Regions from separate parts of the Mus musculus genome. Here region 1 is linked to region 2. Evidence: chromatin loops called from intact Hi-C (ENCODE). Cell type or tissue: heart. All regions are shown on one strand. Links, peaks and the distances in the headings refer to the core of each region. The heading gives the core; the rest is flanking DNA. Region 1 overlaps Slfn5os (schlafen 5, opposite strand). Region 2 has its middle 4.7 kb from the start of Mmp28.

The links. A loop is a pair of places that touch in the nucleus more often than their neighbours do. Peaks named below come from ENCODE experiments on the same cell type or tissue, not always from the same donor. Only the 100,000 strongest peaks of a DNase experiment are listed, where the experiment ranks them.
Region 1: a loop joins it to region 2, with 5 times the contacts of the local background. A loop is called at or near these places in 2 of 42 quality-filtered maps.

The regions. Positions count from the first base shown.
Region 1 is chr11:82,947,186-82,953,737 of GRCm38, reverse strand. The region is part of intron 1 of Slfn5os (schlafen 5, opposite strand); the gene reads left to right. It overlaps Slfn5 (schlafen 5), which reads right to left and starts at 1,636. Exons shown (of 6, transcript NM_183201.4): 1 at 1,543-1,636. In heart, for the core only: a CTCF peak has its summit at 3,726 (motif pointing left); DNase peaks (open chromatin) are centred at 2,357 and 4,387; H3K4me3 peaks cover 564 bases; H3K27me3 peaks cover 988 bases.
Region 2 is chr11:83,464,467-83,471,018 of GRCm38, reverse strand. No RefSeq gene overlaps it. Among named protein-coding and RNA genes, the nearest start is that of Mmp28, 4.7 kb to the right of the region's middle. In heart, for the core only: no CTCF peak of the experiment used is centred there; a DNase peak (open chromatin) is centred at 3,648; H3K27ac peaks cover 915 bases.

The sequences.
Region 1 (6,552 bases), core at 2,175-4,674, 520 kb after region 2:
GACCCTGAGTTTTCACCCCAACACCGCCGGAAACCACCATCTGCTGGTTGTTTTTTTTGTTTGTTTGTTTGTTTTTGTTTTTGTTTTTCTGTAGAAACAAAATCTATGATAAAACCAATGGCTCTAAGTCTGCACTTTGAGACTTTTTTAAAGAAAAAGTCTTACTGTGCAGCCCTGGGTGACCTAGAACTCACTATGTAGACCAGGTTGGTCTTGAACTTCTGGAGATCCACCTGCGACTGTCTTTCCAGTGCTGGGACTAACGGGTGTGGGTCTCACCTGGCATTTTAAGACTTTTAGATGCCTCTAATCTTTGTTTTCCTTCTCCCTTGCTTGTTATAAGTCTAGACTTCTTAGATCCACCAAGTGCCCTCTCAGTGAAAACCTACTGTGTGCTGAGGAGAACAGTGGGCTTTACAAACTGTGCACAATTTAAAAGACACCTCCTCTCCTCCCTTGCAGTTACATAAGAGCAGGAAGTAATACCCTCGAGAAGTTTGAGAGTAGTTTTTCGTTTTGTTTCATATTTTCACCAACAAAGACATTAGAATGTAGAGACTGCCTTTTGGGTCCAGCAGCGACTCCTGAAAGTCCTCCTGCTATGTCAATAATTCAGAAATGGAGTTCTGCTTTCTGATTGGCAGAACTCCTATCCCATCTGGAAAATCCACAGCCATGTCAGTCTCTTCTTTCACTTTCACAAAGATAGAGGCATTTAAAGTTTAAATGTCTTCTGGCATTTAAACCCTTCCATCCGGTTCAGCGTGCTGTGGCACTAAGTCACTGCTCTGCCATAGGTTCAGACACAGAAACCCTCAGTTCCTGCCTATTCCCCTCTCCCACTTCCCCACCACACACACACACACACACACACACACACACACACACACACACACACACACACATTAGGGATCAGTTTCTATTTCCCAGGCACGACAAACCCAGCTTTGGAGAACTTCAGACAGTACACCCACTTCCTCTTAGGGCCTTGCCTCTGAACCACGAGCAACCACCTCACCCCAACCCTAGGACCTGAGGAGCTACTACCAAGTGCTTTCATCTCTCTGATCACTTCCCCTGCCACTTCTGCTTTCAGAACCACCCTGTTTAAAGGGAAACAAAGTCACAGAATCATGCTTTGCAGACCTGCTTCTTTGGTCTGCCCACTGAATTGTTGTTAACCGCGTTATCAGTTATCACAGACACTGGGCTCTGTAGGCACCAAGCCAGAGGTTTAAAGGTGACTCTGGTGATAGACCGGACACTTCTCGTCTCCTCCCCGAGATAGGTCCCTCTCCTCACTCGGCCACCTTCCCCGGGACTTCCCTTCCCAAGCCTTCAACACCTCCGGCCCTCTGCCGCCTAAGCCTATGGGCCCCAGATGCTTCCCAGCCGGCTATCCATGGATGTTACCACAGGTTATAGGAAGCGAACTCTGGAATTCAGGCGCGGCACCCTGCCTCCCCACAACCTCGCGGGGGAACCTGATGACCCTGGATCTGATAAAAAAACTTGTGCAAAAGACTAAGAGGAACCCGTTACCCGCCGGAGTCTGTCCTCCGCAGCCCGCAGGGCGCCCCGTCTCCTGGAATCAGAGCTGATGTCCTGGGTCCAGAGTGGAGACCTCTACCCTGTGTGCTCTTGTCCTTAAATCAGCTGAGCGCAGTGACATCGCATGGGGCGGGGCAATCTGCAGAAAGCAGTCCTGTTCCATGGACCAGGAAACCCCAGTGCTTCCAGTAACCTCAGTTAACTTTAAGAAAGAGAAGAGCTTTTTTTTTTTTCTTTTTCACTTTGAAGGGGCGTTAATAGTTCTTACGGCCACTCAGGGAAGGAAACCTGGCACAATCCCATGTCCCCCAAACCTCCCCGACCCTACTTGACCCTTCACGGGACCCTTCAGACTCCACTGCTCCAGGGTCCCTCTCCTCGGTGCCTGAAAGTCCCTCAGTTTCCCTGGTTTCTGCTGGAATCCTCACAGCAAGATCTTCAGCTTACCAAGGACAGCGATCTTCAGGATGATGGGTCGGTGGAGGCACCTGGAAAAACAAGAGGCAGAAAATTAAAGCCCTCCTTTTTTTTTTTTTTATTACGTATTTTCTTCAATTACATTTCCAATGCTATCCCAAAAGTCCCCCACCCCCGACTCCCCTACCCACCCATTCCCATTTTTTGGCCCTCCTTTATCTCCACTTCCCCAAACGTTCCAGATTGTTGATATCCCCCGCGTCCCACCCCCGCCCTGCTTTCCTCTACCTTTACCCTCCAGGCGCGGTTTCCTGCAGAACAAGTTGCTGCTTGGGGGCTGAAGGGGGGGACAGGGTAGTTCGAAAGGATCCAGAGCAGGATATGCTGCAACTGGGAGTGAGGGTGGAGGCGGAAAAGGACTGAGCTCCCAGGGGGCTAACTCCAGCCTAGATTTCCCGACCCTAAGCATTCCTCCAGTCCTGGAGCCAACTGTCCTCTCCTGCCCTTCTTTGCGCTTCTTAATGTTCTGGCGAGTACATATTTCTCTTAACTCTTTACAACTCAGGCATGGATACCCCCAGAACCCCTGGAGCTGGGGGAACAAATCAGGTTCCCTCCTCCCCAACAGACTAAAGAAGCAAGCTAAAGGAAGCGGAAAGGGGGAGGGGTGCTGTTAAAGAGATTTAAAGCCATTAATAATCTCTCTATTAGTTAGAGACTCAGCTGCCAGCACTTTCCCTTCTCCTGCAGTCAACACAGTTGGAGGCTGCAGTCAGTAAGTCCAGAAAAGCCCAAGGGTGTCACAGAGAGATTCATGTTGGATTCTGTAGCCTTGTGACTCATGGGGGGAGGGGGTGGAGAAGGCACGGGGACTGGGACCTGGCGACCACACCCTTTCATAGCAGCCAGAAGCATAAAGCCTGGTCAGCCTTTTTACATTTCTTCTTTGAAATCCAGATAACTGGTATATAATATTCCCCTTTAAGCAAAGATACATTTCTCACTCTCCATATGTGTCCATGTGTGTGCAGGTACACACACATGTACAGCTATACATGCACATGCATGTTTATACAAGAAGGCCAGAGGACAGACAGTTCATCTGCCCTTCTGTAAACACCTTCTGCCTCGTTTTGAGACAGGCTCTTTCATTGAACTCACCAAATAGGCCAAGATGGTGGGCCAGCAAGCACCCAGTGCTTCCTCTGTGCCTTCCAGGCACTGGGATTACAAACACCCGGTTTGTAGAGATGAAACTCAGATTTGAGCTACCTCTCTAGGCCTCTTTAACCATTCCTGACAGCGAGTTAAAAGTAAACTCTTCATAGACATGCTTACAACGCTCCTTACAATGTTTGCCATTTGATAAAGTGGAATAAAACGAGCTCGGTCTCGAGAGGAAATTGATGTTTTATCAACATCTGTTTAAATGAACAATACATAGCACAGTTAATGTAGGAAGAGCCTATCCTGCAGAGCACCTACACTGAGGTCCGAGAGTGCCCTGACTCTTTTCCTGTCCCAGTAGATAGGGCTCTTCTCAGGAAGCTTAGTCCTTCAACCAAGTCTCAATTTTCTGTTGGGGGAACAGAAAAACAGAAGAGGCTTGGAATTTTCTTTCTGCACTTTTCCCTCAGATTGCAATCACCTTAGCAGAAACAAAAATTCTCTAGAGGGGCTGGTGAGATGGCTCAGCGGGTAAGAGCACTGACTGCTCTTCCAAAGGTCCTGAGTTCAAATACCAGCAACCACATGGTGGCTCACAACCATCCGTAGTGAGATATGACACCCTCTTCTGGTCTGTCAGCTACAGTGTACTTACATATAATAATAATTTTTTTTTAAAAAGTAGTTTTAAAAAATTCTCTAGAGAGTGCCCTCCCTTTGGATTGTCAGTTGAGACAGTGGGCTTGGAAACTACTTGGGGGAATCTCACACTGGGAAAAGGAGAGGTGGCAGCTAGAGAAGGAACTGACTCTCTGGAAGTGCTTTCCCACAGCTCAGACAACTTGCAGGACAGACAGAACCCAGACAGCAATGGGTCAACTTACTAGCAAGACTACACCTTGACCAGGAGTACTGAATTCTGCACACCCTCAGCTTCTGTTTAACTCTAAGCTTGACATCAGTGCCTAGAAGGACTTGTGGGTCACTGGGCCTCCTTGTTTGATCCTCTCCCCGATGTGTGGCCTCCCACACTGAATAACTCTTTCTCTGCTTGTCACTACTACTTATTTCTCTAATTGTTGTATTTAGGATGGGTGGCTGAGTCAGTTTATTGGGGGTTGCCAGGTTTGGGCTTTACCCTCCAAATCTCCAGCAGACAACTTTTCACCTACTGAGAATGAATGTTACCACGTAGAGAAGTGACTTTCTTTCCAAAGACGGCCATTTCCTACTCCAGCAAACAGGAAAGCATGTGATGTTTCCTGGCGGAGAATTAAGACAACAGATGAACCAGAGGCTATGAATCAACTGACCTTAAAATAAAGATATGGTCATCGGAGCCAAAAGATTAGACAGAGAGATATCTCCATCGGATCTCTTTCCTTGGAACTCTGGGAGCCCCACGGAAAAGGGGGGAGGAAAAACTGTAGGAGCCTGAGGGGTTGAGGACACCAGGAGAACATGGCCTACAGACATCAACTAAGCCGGGTTCACCCGGGCTCACAGAGACTGAAGCAGCAATCACAGAACCTGTATCTGTCCTTGCGAGGTCTTCTGAGTACTTGCTGTGGCTGATTAACCTGGTGCTTTTGTGGAACTCCTCACAGTGTGATTGAGGTGTGTATGTGTGTGTGTGGGGGGGGGGGGTGTACATCTCTTGACACTCTCAGATCTCAGGACCCTTTTCCTCCTCCTGGGTTGTCTCACCTAGCCTTGATAGGAGGGTTTGTGCCTAGTTTTATTGTAACTTGTTATGCCATGTTCAGGGGCTAACCCTGGGAGGCTTGCTCTTTTCTGAAGGGAAACAGAGGAGGAGTGGATCTAAAGGAGAGGAGGGTGGTGGGGGGCAACACTGCAAGGAATGGAGGGCAGAGAAACTGGGGTCAGGATGTATTGAAAACAAAATTTTGGCTAAAAAGAAGGAATGTAGATAAATAAATTAAAATAAAATAAAAGAGGTCGTCCTGACTGCCTGTGATGTTCACAAGGATGCTATCAGACCCTGCTTTCTTGGAATGTTCTGGAAGTCTAAGCTTCCTAGGCTCTGGGGCTATCTTAGTATTCAAGTGGAAAGCGGAAACTTGTTGGCAGTTCATGAGATGTTGACGCTCAATTTTAAGAACAATTGCTTGGGAGGCTGAAGAGAAGGCTAGGAGTTAAGAGCGTTCCCTGCTCTTTCAAAGGATCTGGTTTCGATTCCCAGCACCCACATGATGGTTCACCACTCTCTGTAGCTCCAGTTGTAAGAGATCTGATGCCCTTTCTGACCTCAAAGGGTTCTGCGGGTGCATGGTTCACAGATCCAGGCACAGGCAAACACCCATATGCATAAAAGAAAAATGAATAAGATCTCAAAAAAAGTATCGATAGTGAACATTTATAACTAAGGTGGTTCTTCTTGTAACCTATCAAGCAGGAGGAAATCACTCAGCAGTGAAATACACACTTTAAAAGAGAAGTTCATCGCCAGGCGGTGGTACACTTCTTTCATCCCAGCACTCAGGAGGCAGAGGAAGGCAGATCTCTGAGTTCCAGGCCAGCCTGGTCTACAGAGCGAGTTCCAGGACAGCCAGGGCTACACAGAGAAACCCTGTCTCAAAAAAAAAAAAAAAAAAACAAACAACAACAACAAAAATAAAGTCATAAAGCCAAAGCACATTAACTAGATATGATTGAATTAAGGAAGACTGAGGTTTTAATTTAGGAAAAAACCTTCCAAGATATTAAGGGATTTGAATCCACACCAGGGGAGTTCACAGTGAGGCACCAAGCACATCACAAGGCACAAGGAGTCAGCTCGGAACTAGGCTGCTCCTCCCTTGCCCTTCCTCCCAGTCACTTTCTGCACACATGGTTGCTTTCACTCTGAGGTTGTTAAACAAAACAAAAGGTAGGCCCTGTAACAGCTGGAGAAACTTTCAAATTCTCGAATTCTTGATAAAAGGAAACCAGCTTGTTAACCAACACATTTCCTGGGTGTGCCACTGAAAAGCAAGTAGCTACCTTGCTGGTCCTGTGCTCAGAGAGGTTGTAGGCAGAGGAGAGACTGTTCTGTGTATACCGCAATGACAGCGTTTGTCAAAACCCACAGGCCACACAACCCAGAAGGAATCCTAACACACACAGCCTGAGGGCTTTGAATAATTATGCTACATCAGTGTAGGCTCATCGGCTGTAACAAATGTGCTACTGTGCAGCAAACATCCTTGTGTGAGGATAAAAGGTATGTGGGAACCCTCTGCATTCTGGTCTACTTTTCCTTGAACATTCAACTGCTCCAGCAGGGTGGAGAAATGATGGCTCAGCAGTAAAAGCACACTGCTCTTCCAGAGGACCCCAGTCCAGTCCTCACCACTCAGGGGGGTGAGAATTACCTGTAACATCAGCCCTGGGGGATCTGAGACCTCAGGTCTTCTC
Region 2 (6,552 bases), core at 2,274-4,773:
GACTTGAATGTTCCAGGGGTGGAAAGTGTTCTAAAAATAGGACACTTCATCCATAGGAAGGTAGCCTTATGAAGGAAAGCCTCCTGCATGAGGTGCTGCCTAAACTGAGCTATAAAGAAAGATCAGGAACTAGCCAATAGGTTCTCCAAGGCTAGCAGCTGTGATAGAGCACTTTGGGTAATATAAGTGCCCCTGATTGGGTTGTCAATGGGGTTCAGGGATGATGGAAGATAGAAATGGGGGGACCGAGGTGGACATTTGGACATGGAGATGCATGTGCATAATCCAAGCCAGATGGAGGCTGAGGCAGGAGGATCCTAAGTTTGAGGCCATCTTGGATGACAAAAACCCTAGAGAGAAGCGTGGTGGGGGACAGGCTACTTCCTGAAAGGTCCCGTATGCTTTATGGAGGATTTTGAATACTATTTTTTTTAAATGGGAACTTCAGGGCCAGCGAAATGTCACATCAGGTAGTCAGTTACTGTCATACTGAAAACCTAAGTTCTATCCTTGGGTCCTGCACTATAGGAGAGAATTGACTCTTGCACATTGTCCCCTGACCTCCACATGCATAAATAAACGAACAAATAAGAAAAGTGGAAGCTTCTGAGGAAGTTAATTTAGGAATGACAATTAGTTTTCTATATCCATCATCTCTCATTTTCTGGGCAGGCTTGTGAAATAAGAGTCTATATTTTGTAGATGATAACCCCAAAACCCAGAGAGGTGAGCACTTTTATCAAGGACACACGGCCAAGTGGGGATAGACGCAGTGCTCCTCCCAGCCTTTGAACCGTGGTCAGTGACCTATGCACAGTGTCCGGGACCTCCAAACCTGAAACTCCTCCCATGTCTATACTGTTCCTGGTCATTCTCCACCAAAGGTAGAGTTGCAGATCAAGCTCTGTGCCTTCTGCCTCCCATGCTTTTGCCTGATCGATGAATCCAGTGAGCCATGATTATCTCGGCAACAAGCTTCCATCTTTACCCACTTGTGCTTTGTGCTGCCTTCTCCTGCTCCTGTGATGTCCACTCACCTGGCCCTTGTCTACACACTGAGAGAAGAGAGCAAGAACATTGTTTTTTTAAGATGTATTTATTTATTTCATGTATGTGAGTACACTGTCACTGTCTTCAGACACACCAGAAGAAGGCATTGGATAACCATTACAGATGGTTGTGAGCCACCATGTGGTTTCTGGGAATTGAACTCAGGACCTCCGGAAGAGCAGTCAGTGCTCTTAACTGCTAAGCCATCTCTCCAGCTCAAGAGCAGGAACATTTAACTCAACAGCTTTAGCAGAATGTTTCTGGGCCAGTTTGTCTCTGATCCATTTCCCATGACTTCATAGGAGGATCTAGCCTCTGCAAATCCTGTTGTTTCAGTTCAGAAATGACCCCTTACCTCACCCCAACCCATTAGGGGTGAGTATTGGGTTGGCTGTCTGCCCAGCTAGCTATTAGGCCCTGAGTTTTAATCCTCAACCATGCAAAAATTATTCTAAATTGAAAGTTGCTTATTTACTCCCACTAGAATTGGTAAGTTAGGGGCTGGAGAGAAAAGCATGAGGATCAATCAGAGTTAAGATCCCCATCACCTATGTCAGTGCTTAGTGATCATGTTAGACTATCTGGAGTCCCAGCACTTGATGGGGTAAGGGGATCCCCCAGGGCAAGCTGGCTAGCTAGACTAGTCAAGTGAGCTCTGGGTTCAAAGAGAAACCCTGCTTCCATAAATAAAATGGAAAGCAAAGGAAGAAGACATCTGACTTAAACAAACTCTGGCCTCCTTGTGTGGCGTTTTTCTCAGAGGTTGAAACATTCTATCTGCAGAGAAAGTTCTTAAGACAGGAAGTCAAGAATTCCAAACTTCAGGAAGTCCCTGAAACTGAGCAGATTCACCAGTCATTTCTTCCCTAAGAGCATACGAGCAATGGAGACTCCAGAAAAAGCTCTAACTGAGCCACCAGGAAAAGTCACACCGCAGGCTGTTGAGCTGCCTACAGACTGTGCAATGTGTGCCAGGTTTCCAGTTTTTGTGAGCTGCCACCCATGTTAGAGTAGGCTTTGGTGATGCAGCTGTCTTTGAGTCATTTTTCTGTCCCTATTAGTCATAACCCCACCTCACTATTCCTGTAAGTAATCCCAGTAGAACGCATTGGTTCACCAAGTTGGACTTTGGTGTATCCATGCATTGGTCTGTACTTGCTTTCTAGGGTGAGTAGATGTGTATGTTGTATCTTCCCAGGAAAAGTCTGTCACACAATACCTCCACATATACACATGCATCTGCATATACATACTTAAATACACATACCAAACATGGACACACAAACAAAGAACCTAGAGTTTATCAGCGGGAAACCTGATAGGAAATCAGACGAGAGGAGAAACACAAGAAGAAATGGAAGTCAGGGAGTGAGAAGAGCTTCAGGTTCCACTGGTGACCTGGGCTCTAGCACTTGCCTCCTGAAGGTGGGCAATGTTCAGAGCCCCTGATCCCTGGCTCTATTAACCATCCCTTCCCTTTGTCCTTCTGGTTCATGTGTGGTATAACCCCGTTATGATGGGGTTGCCTCCACTGCCAGGTCAGCTGCCCAACTCTTCCACCACTGATGCAAACCTTGCAAGGACGTTGTAAGGACTAGATTTAAGTAGAATGAGAGGAGAAGCTGGTGGAGAGAGCTGCCTGAGGTGTGACCTCTTCGACCAGGATTTCTCTGGCTGCTGTTTTGAAAACACAGTGGACTACAGGACTCATGAGGAGACGCCAAGCAAAGTAATTTCTCAAAGCATGGTCAAACCCAGGCCACAGTGAGAAGCTGTGGCTTTCAAGGCTTTCCAGCTTTTTAGTTTGTTATGTGAATATATGGCATATCTCTCTCTGAACCTACAGCACCCACCCCAATACTTAAAACACTAGTCATAAAAAATTTAAGCATATTTATTCTTATTTGATATATATTGAGTGTTTTGCCTGCATATATGCTTGTGCATCACATACATGCCTGATGCCTGCAGAGGTCAGAAGAGGGCATTAGATCCCCTGGACCTGGGGAATTAGAGATGATTGGGAACTACCAGTGTGGGTGCTGAGAACTGAAACCAGGTCCTGTGGAAGTGCAACAAGTACTCTTAACCACTAATCTACCCATCTAGCCCCAACAGTATGCCATATGTATGTATATATATACATGCATATGTGTGTGTATATGTATGTATGTGTATATATATGAGAGATGGGGGAAACCTGTGTGTAATGAATGCATAGATAAGAATTCCACCACACAGAAATGGCCTGACTTTCTGGCTTGTGTACAACTCCTCCAACTCGAAGAGCTTATCTAGAACTGTCCTATGTCTCCCACGGGGGCACAAGTGAGTGTCCCGTGAGTGTTTGCTGAAAGAATGGCAGCTGCTCTGTGCCAAGTGCCACAGGCAGCGTGTAGCCATTGTCAACACTCCACCCTCTCCAAGGGAGATGTTCCTGGGGCCCAGTTCCTCCGGCCTTCCTAGAGAGCAGGCCTCCCAGCTGCCGCAGGAGATTCCTTATAAATGACCAGGCTTACCCAGTCCTCCCACCATGGCAGGCTCTTCCTGTTTGGGGTGGAAAGGAACCAGACACTTTTCCTGTTAGCAGGTCTCTTAAGCAAAGCAGCAGATGCTGAGCAAGTCACAGCCCAGCCTTGCCGGCCAGATGCCTGGCGGGCAGACAGCCTTCATGTGGAAGGGAAGTGGGGCACGGTGCCAGGTTTGGCCCAGGTTTTATTGTGTTCCTCGCACGTCCCCAGGGTCCTGGTGTGAGTAAAAAACAAACCCAGAAGAGACTGATCATTTTTGTTAAGCTGTGGTGATGAGGATGAGGTAGTGGGGCTGCTCGAGGCTGAGCTCTGCTCAGTGAGTAGGTACTGTGATTGTTCTGCAGTGTGTCCTCTGGGATAGGAGTGACTGTCCTGCAGTGTGTCCATTGGAATAGGAGCCAGCCCAGGTGAGGAAACTGCACAGTACATGGGTGAACACTTGTGTCTATGCAACCTGTAGTCAGGGCTTGACAGGATTCAGGTTACTAAATATCTCACTCACTTCTCATCAAATGCCAAGGGCATGGAAAAGGGACAAGACTTCTCTTTGTCCTACTTGAGAAACAGCAGACACTCAGGGTGGGTCACACAAGTTGAAAAAGCCAACATTCAAACCCAGGTCTGTCTCATTCCAAATGTCTTGCTTTTTCCAGATCCTAGAGAGAGATGGAGGCAGAGGCAGAGAGCCAAGAGAATCTAGGCAGGTGCACTTGTGAAGGTGCTCCAAGCAGGGAAAGCTATATCCTTTATGCTGGAGCAGGGTAGCTTCCCTCTGTGATAGGCAGAGGTGATTGCTAGAAATTGGGGAATTGCATCACTAAAAGCTCAGAGACCACTGCCTGAGAGGAGCTGAATATCTCCACTAAAGCCCTCACGACCCCAGGGCAAGGCTCTCCAGCTCACTCCAGCTCCTCTCCTGTCCTTATTCCTCAGATTTCTCCTATTCTTGGGTTTCCTTGAGGCTGGTCCTCCTATGAATGCCGTTCTTGGGAGCCCAGGATTTTTTTCTCAGAGAATCTACTTTGTGTTCTGCATACTTCCTGGGGAGGAGGAAAGGCAAAGACAAAGCTGATTGTTCCTGTTACTATCCAGAGAGAAACTGAGGCCTAGAGGTTCCTTGTTCCAGTTTAATTGTCTTGCCTGATTCAGGGACCTGCTGTGACCTTCTGCCAGACCAGGAGGAATGGCTGCTGACAGCCACTCCCCTTGGCATACAGCATGCCCAGGCCTGGCACAAGTTCCAGAGTTCGGGCCACTCTGGGATGATTGGAAGGCTCTAAGGCACTAAGCCAAACCCTAATTTCTGAAGGAGGAAGGGAGGGGAGGCAGCTGTCTTTGAAGAGGACACGTGGTGGGTGTTGCCAGCACTGCTGGGTCAGTCAGGAACCACTCAGCAGAGATGGGATAGGAAGGAAGATGAAAATGAGACCACTGGAAAACTCCACTTTGATTTCCACTTGGACATCTTAGTATTTAGTGTTTTGTTAAGACTGCAGCAAGGCTCAGGAATCTGAAGGTTTCTGAAAGGGAGAAGGGAGTGTTCTGGAAACTGGACCTGGGGCTTTGTGCTTGCTGGAAAAACAGTCAACCTCTGAGACGTAGCCCAGCCCAAGAATCAGAATTTTTAATAAGTGCTTCTGTGGAGGACCTAAGAGCCACATTGTCTGCATTTCACTTGATGTATGATAGTTGGTTGTTCTAGAATCCTGCCTCCATCACTAGAACTGTGACGTTAAACAAACGATGGAATCTCCAAGCCTCCGGTGCCTCATCTTTAAAAAAAAAAAAAAAAAAAAAAGAATGCAGAGAATTGTAGCTTTCTCATAAGGGTGTAACAGGGTCTTTCTGTGTAGCCCTGGCTGACCTGGAACTGGCTCTGTGGACCAGCCTGCTGCTTGCTTCACTCTCCCAAGTGCTGAAATTAAAGGCATATGCCACCACACCTGGCTTCCCCCACCCCTTAAAGATATCTTTTAGGGGCTGGAGAGATGAGATGGCTCCACAGTTGAAAGCACTAGTTTCTCTTCCCAGAGGGCTGGGTTTGGTTCCCTGCACCCACGTGGCAGCTGACAACTGTTTGTAACTCCAGTTCTAGGTGATCTGATGCTTCTGCCCTCCAAGGACTTTGCACACGTATGGTACACATACACACATACATACATACATACATACATACATACATGCATACATACATACACACACATACAATTTTAAAGGTAAATCTTCATTTTAAAATATTTAATTTTTAGTTGTGTGTGTACAGGTGAGAGTGTGTGCACATGGATGCTATGGCCCTCAAAGATCAGAAGAGTGCATCTGATCTCCTGGAGCTTTGGTTACAGGCAGTTGTGAGCCATCCAGTACTGTCCTTGGCAAGAGCAACCAGTGCTCTTAACCACTGAGCCATCACTCTAGCATCTGATACGTGTGATGGTTGTTGTTTGTTTGTTTGTTTTTCCCCTAGTAGCATAACTGAGGGGACAAGGTAAAGTGGAACAAGGTAGCTCCTAAACCCAGCCGTGGTGCTAGTGTAAAAGGTCCATGGGTGGGATTAACCGGGCATTCATAGAAATCCATGCCTGCATTCTTCCAGATGCCTAGTAATCTAGAGACCCACCGCTCCCTCTCCCCCTTTCTTATTAGCGTAACCGAAATGGACTCTCTGAGATGTGCCAGAGAAGATGGAGAGAATCTAACTGGAGAAAGAATTGGCAAGCCCAGATTGGACTTCAGCTTGGAGTCTCCTCTCAGATAGGAATCCCTTACTGACACTTGCCCAAAGCTCCCTGAGCCTGTGTTTTTGAGCCTGTTAAAATCCACCCATTAGGCAAGGCTACCATGTGCTTGCCATATCCATAACTCATATACATACCCTAAAGTTGCCAGCTAAATTATAAGATGCCCAGCTGAACTTTGTCTCAATTGATCACGTCTAGTATGCCTGTCCCACACACCATATGACATCCACCCA